2 separate regions of the Homo sapiens genome follow, and region 2 is linked to region 1. Evidence: chromatin loops called from intact Hi-C (ENCODE). Cell type or tissue: HepG2. All regions are shown on one strand. Each heading gives the region's core, and the rest is flanking DNA. Links, peaks and the distances in the headings are about the cores only. Region 1 overlaps LOC105377871 (a long non-coding RNA gene). Region 2 has its middle 370 kb from the start of TENT5A.

Evidence for each region. Peaks named below come from ENCODE experiments on the same cell type or tissue, not always from the same donor. Only the 100,000 strongest peaks of a DNase experiment are listed, where the experiment ranks them.
Region 2: a loop joins it to region 1, with 16 times the contacts of the local background. A loop is called at or near these places in 1 of 110 quality-filtered maps.

What each region holds. Positions count from the first base shown.
Region 1 is chr6:81,490,294-81,493,122 of GRCh38, reverse strand. It overlaps LOC105377871 (a long non-coding RNA gene), which reads left to right. Exons shown (of 5, transcript XR_007059658.1): 4 at 1,442-1,632. Among named protein-coding and RNA genes, the nearest start is that of TENT5A, 260 kb to the left of the region's middle. In HepG2, for the core only: no CTCF peak of the experiment used is centred there; a DNase peak (open chromatin) is centred at 1,472.
Region 2 is chr6:81,379,507-81,382,335 of GRCh38, reverse strand. No RefSeq gene overlaps it. Among named protein-coding and RNA genes, the nearest start is that of TENT5A, 370 kb to the left of the region's middle. In HepG2, for the core only: no CTCF peak of the experiment used is centred there; DNase peaks (open chromatin) are centred at 625 and 1,425; H3K4me3 peaks cover 989 bases.

The DNA.
Region 1 (2,829 bases), core at 2-2,501:
AGCTACCGTTGGATAGATAGCCTACATGTGATTATGTGGTCACTAAAAATGTACCTTCAATCATGGAGATGATTTCGATTGCCGGTTGACAGATATACATTGTAGTGATGTCATTTAACTCTTTTTTTCCAACCATGTGTATGTAAGTCAGAATGTGTTTTCCTCCCTCTGGGAATCAATACCCCCATTCAAAAAAAAATAAATAAATATATAATTAATTAAATACAGTCATGCACTTCATGATGACATTTCAGGCAACAATGGACTGCATAAAAGATGGCGGTCCCATAAAATAATACTATACTTTTACTGTACATTTTATATGGCTGGATATGTTTAGATGCACGAATACCTACTATTGTGTTAAAACTGCCTACAGTGTTCAGTACAGTAACATGTTCCACAAGAGCAATAGGCTATACCATATAGTCTAGGTGTGTAGTAGGCTATATCATCTAGGTTTGTGTAAGTATACCCTGATGTTTGTATAATGATGAAATCACCTAATGACACATTTTTCATAATGTATCCCCATTGTTAAGTGGCACATGACTGTAAACGAATAAACAAATCACTGAGAAAAATGAAAATTATGTAATGCTTTTCCCCTGCTTCTTTCCATTGTCTCCTTTCCCTCTTACTCCTACTGTTACTACTACTGCTAATTTTCTTCTTGTCCTTCTCATCAAACACTATTAAATAAAGTCATAGAATATGTAGAAACAAACAGCCTTTATTATTTAAATAAATACCACACTTTTACCCTCAAATTATGTAGATGCAATCCAGGAGTCAGCATGCTTAATAATAGATTTTTAACACTGTAGATTTTTGTCTTTATTATTTGTCAAGCTCCTATTTTTCTCATTTGACATAATTTCTGTTTCTCTTTTGGGTAACAACACAAAGAAATGAACTATTTATCACAATTTTTTTCAGATGTTTTATCTTTGCTTTTTTCCAAAGCTCAACACATTTCTATTTCAGAATAACATACTATTATTGGGGTTTTCTTAGATAGTATTGGTCTTATAAATTGAATTATAAAAATCAGACCTCTTTTAGATACCTGTTTAAACCATTTCAGTGGCACTGAGAGAGTAACATAAATCACAAGTGTCACTACTAAGGAATGGTACAGAGAATTACAATAATCTGCCTAGGCCTATTGGTTTAGTGAAGCCAGATATGTTCCTCTAGGAGGTACAGAGTAGGACAAGAGAAGACCTTCTAGGGGAAAGGAAGAAAAGAGGTAGTAAATTAAGCCAAAGTATATAGAAGAAAGTCAAACATGCTGGTCACTTGGGCAGCTCTCTTGTTTTTCTTTCTAGATCTTTCTTTCATAGTCTATTTTATGCTCTATACTTTTTTTTGCATAGACCAGCACTTTTAAATTTATTTTTCACTATTTACTTACTTATGTATTTTTCTATTTGCTCAGGCAAAAGACAACAGAAGAGTCCAAAGTCTGAGGGGACTGGGCAAGCTTCTGTCACATGCTTTCAGAATGAAGACAATCTGCAAGAATTTTAAGTTGTGACCTCTACAGAGAAAAGAATGAAAAGTAGCCAAATCTCCACATGAGAGATTTTGGACTATTTTGCAGTGTAAACCCCATCTGATTTATATGAAGTAAGCAGACTTTCTCTCCAAGAGTTCAAAATAAATTAATTCTAATGCTAAATATGTTCTCATGACAGTCTCAAAAACAAAACAGTAAAAAAAAGTATTAAGGTTTACTCTACCTTTTCACTGTATTAAACTCATGTATGAAGCAAAAGTTAGCTAAGAACATATTTATTATCATTTTGAGTTTTCTAGGGGCTTCTACAAACAAAAACCAAAAGGCAAAACTCTGGTTAGTAAGTTATATAAATCCCTTAACTCTTGGAACCCATAAAATAGAAATGACAAAATATCTAGTTCATACAATTGTTTTGATTATTGAGATAAAATTTATGAAAGTTCTTTGGATCCTCTAAAGTTTTACACAGCTTCCAAATATTATTGTTTGACAGAATCCCATTTGGAATTAATAATGTCCTCAATCTTGATCTATGAATTTTAGTAATTCTAATTCTGCTTTGTATCTTCAAGTTAATTGTACATTTTCTGAAGATAGAATTTTAAAGGGGAAGGATCTTGTTACTCATTACTTTCATTGAAGCATAAGTTTAGTAAATGGGCTTTGGGTCTGTTAGACCTTACTTTTGATCTTGGTTGAGTCTTAAATCCACTGAGTCCTAGTTGTATGACGATAGATACATAACTCCTCTTCTCTGAGGTCTTCCACTTTTAATTTGTAAAGTAGAAATAATTTTAGTGTCTACAATATAGGTTTGTTGTGGCTCATGGATGAAATAATGTATGTTGAAGACTGGACAGTAGCTAGTATGCTAACTCTCAAAGCCCCATCTGTGCCATTTCTCATTTATTCCCTCAAACAACAACAACAACAACAACAACATCCCAGTGCCTTCCTTGAGGGCTGAAACTCTATTCTATTCCTATTATTATTAATTTCAGCATTCTTGCCCCACTTACCTTTTGTGACACCTACCTGGAAAAATCACAATTCTAGATAAACTCGAGTATCTTCCTCTTGCCCAAATCTAACCTTGAAAAGTACTACTAGAATTACATAATGTCCCAGATTGGCTCTTTAAAATTCATGGTCTCAGTCTCAATGAGGTAACAGTAACAAGAGGCAAAATTTCTAATATTCCCTGCTCAGCTTCCTCTCCCATTCCCGCAGCAGCAGCTTCAAACTTTTCTTCAAACTCTCTCTTCCCTTACCTCAATCCCCACACTGAGCACAAGATTTCACAA
Region 2 (2,829 bases), core at 78-2,577, 110 kb after region 1:
TATAGCAGACTAAAAGCTCCCTCCCCCTGTCAACTCCCTCCCCCAACCTGTGCCCTCTTTCTCATAACATAGGTAATGATCCTCATTCACTCTGTTCTAAATCTGAGGGGCAAGTAAGTAATCCAATAAATAAAGTCTCATTCCTGACTCTTTTTAAAAAAATTTTCCTTCTCCCCAAACCCCCTAAGCCAGGGAAATGGAATTGTCTTTTCCTTTTCCTTCCACCTCTGTGGTAGTTTCTACCCTTTTGACTAAAGAGTCATTGGCAATGAGAATAAACAGATATTGGCTTACCAATCAGCAGACGTGTCAATAGCATTTTCCAGTTTCCATAGTTTTGGGTCTAAAACGCTCATAATACAAGCAATGATGATTCTGGCCTCCTCCAAACACCCCATCCCTCAATTATGGTTGTAGTCTATTTGTTCTAATACCTATATTAATAGATTATGGGCACTATCTTTGGAATGTGACATATTTGAATGAAATAAGAAACAGAAAAGAAATACCACAGAAATAATAAATATTAACTTGCTTGCATTTTTTTCTAATGGGACTGCTATTTCAGTCTCAAACTACAGCTGGTAGAACTGTAGACCTCATAAGGTCACCTAGATATATGCTGGCTGGGTCAAGTCTACAAAGTAAATATTTAGTGTTTCAAACATTAGTAATCTTTGGAACTCCACTTTTCATTTATGAGATACCCTGACTAACTAGGGTTCTACTGATTTTATAACTGAGAGAGAATATCTGGGATATTTATGAGTTTTTTTGGGTGGTGGTGTGTGGGAATTTTGTGCTGAAATGTAACATAATCTCACATTGAAGAATTAAAACTTTAATTGGGTATTCTCAAAATATAAATGAAGATTGTTTCTGGAGGCCTAGTTCTAAACTTTTCAATGCGGGTGGTGTGGGGTGGGGTTGAAGATCAAAGAAAAATGTATTGTTTGAGAAGGCTCAATATATTCAATGTTTTTATCCATCCACTCAAGTTTCCTACCAATTTATAAATGAGGCAAAAAAGTTAGCTTTATACTGATAAAAGTAATATTGGAGAATAGACTTAGCATATGGTTCTTAACATCAAACCTCCGTAAAATAGCTTGGTCACTGGCACAAGCTGTGCTAATAATTGTAGGCTTCCACATGTAGACAACTTAGAGGCCATACAACTTGGAAGAGCAGAGCTCTCTCTTGGCACCTTGGCTTCTAGGAAAAAGTGAATAAGAGTCACACATACTTAGTTTCTCCTTCTAAGTGTACTGCTTCAGGTTGAGTTACTTCTTGTCTATTGGAATTCCCTTCACATGAAAGGAAATATTAGAAACCTGGAAAAATTGTTACTCATTCACTTTAAGTATATTGTTGTGAGTGATTCTACCCTTTCTGTTGAAATCTCTCCCCTATCATCAAAGCTTAGCTGAACTCTGGACCTTACTTGTGAATTTAAAGTGACACCAGGAAAGTTTTTTTTTTTTTTAAAGGTCAGCTAGTAGTAGGTGAAAAGATAGAGAATGGAAGTAGATAATAATGAATGAAGTGTTAAGCTTGGATTCAGATATATTTGTTTTCCCTTTGTATTTCCAATGACTGGCAGGGCATACAACCATGGTGAAATAATGATTTTAAAGAAGAATATGAATGTCAAAGAGAAAAATGAAGAAGAAAATATCACATGTATCTTATAAATATGTACAACTATTACATATCAGTGAAAAAAGTCAAAAGCAGTCCTTATTAATAAAATTTTTTAAAATTCCAAAATATAAGAAAATAACTTCTCATGACATCTTGATTATATTTATCAAGATTAATTTCACTAAAAAATCTAAGACAGTATTCTGGCATTACCCTCCATCTTTAGGGGCATTGCATGAATAAATTGCATGAAACATAATCAAAATGTGAGGAGATTTCTTCTGGCTGAAAATACTTGAGGTGTGTCGTGTCTTGATAATCAGCTACTGGGAGTAGACTAAGTTTTCTTTTTCTTTATTTTTTTTTCTTGAAACAGAGTTTCGCTCTTGTCACCCAGGCTGTAGTGCAGTGGCGCAATCTTGGCTCACTGCAACCTCCACCTCCCGGGTTCAAGCAGTTCTCCTCCTCAGCCTCCCGAGTAGCTGGGATTACAGGTGTGTGCCACCACGCCCTGCTAATTTTTGTATTTTTAGTAGAGACAGGGTTTCACCATGTTGGGAGGCCAAGGTGGGCAGATCACTTGAGGTAAGGACTAAGTTTACTTAAAGGGAGGTCCATAGTCACTAGAAATTCTTTTCTGTATTCTTCAAGCATAAAAATCTACAAATATACACATTCCATATTTTATTTAGAAAATACATTGATTTAAATGTCACATAAAATTATATTAAACTCTCATATTAACAGCCTTGATCTTTATTCAACTGACTGGAAGAAAGTTAAAGGCTTTGTTTGTTTCTGTTTTTTACGGCAACAAACATATTTATTGAATTTTCATTTCATTTCTTCTGAAGCACATTTAGTTAGCATAAAGAAATCAATCACATTCCTTATTCTCCCCCACAGCCAAAGATTTCTGAAGACAGTGCTAATGTGATGTACTCATAGGTGGATCTCTGACCCTCAGAGATGGCCTTGGTTTTTCAGTTTCAGCAATTCTGGGAAGCCAAGGACACCTCCATATCCTCCTCCGTGCTCTGCAACTCAACTGAGAACAGCTTTCTCATTGGAATGTCTTATGTTTAAGGAATAAGAGTCCCTGTTTCAGGTTTGAGTGCTCAGGTGCACCTACTGGATCCAGCCCAGGACTGGAGATACTTTCCAGAACACAACATCACCTGAGAC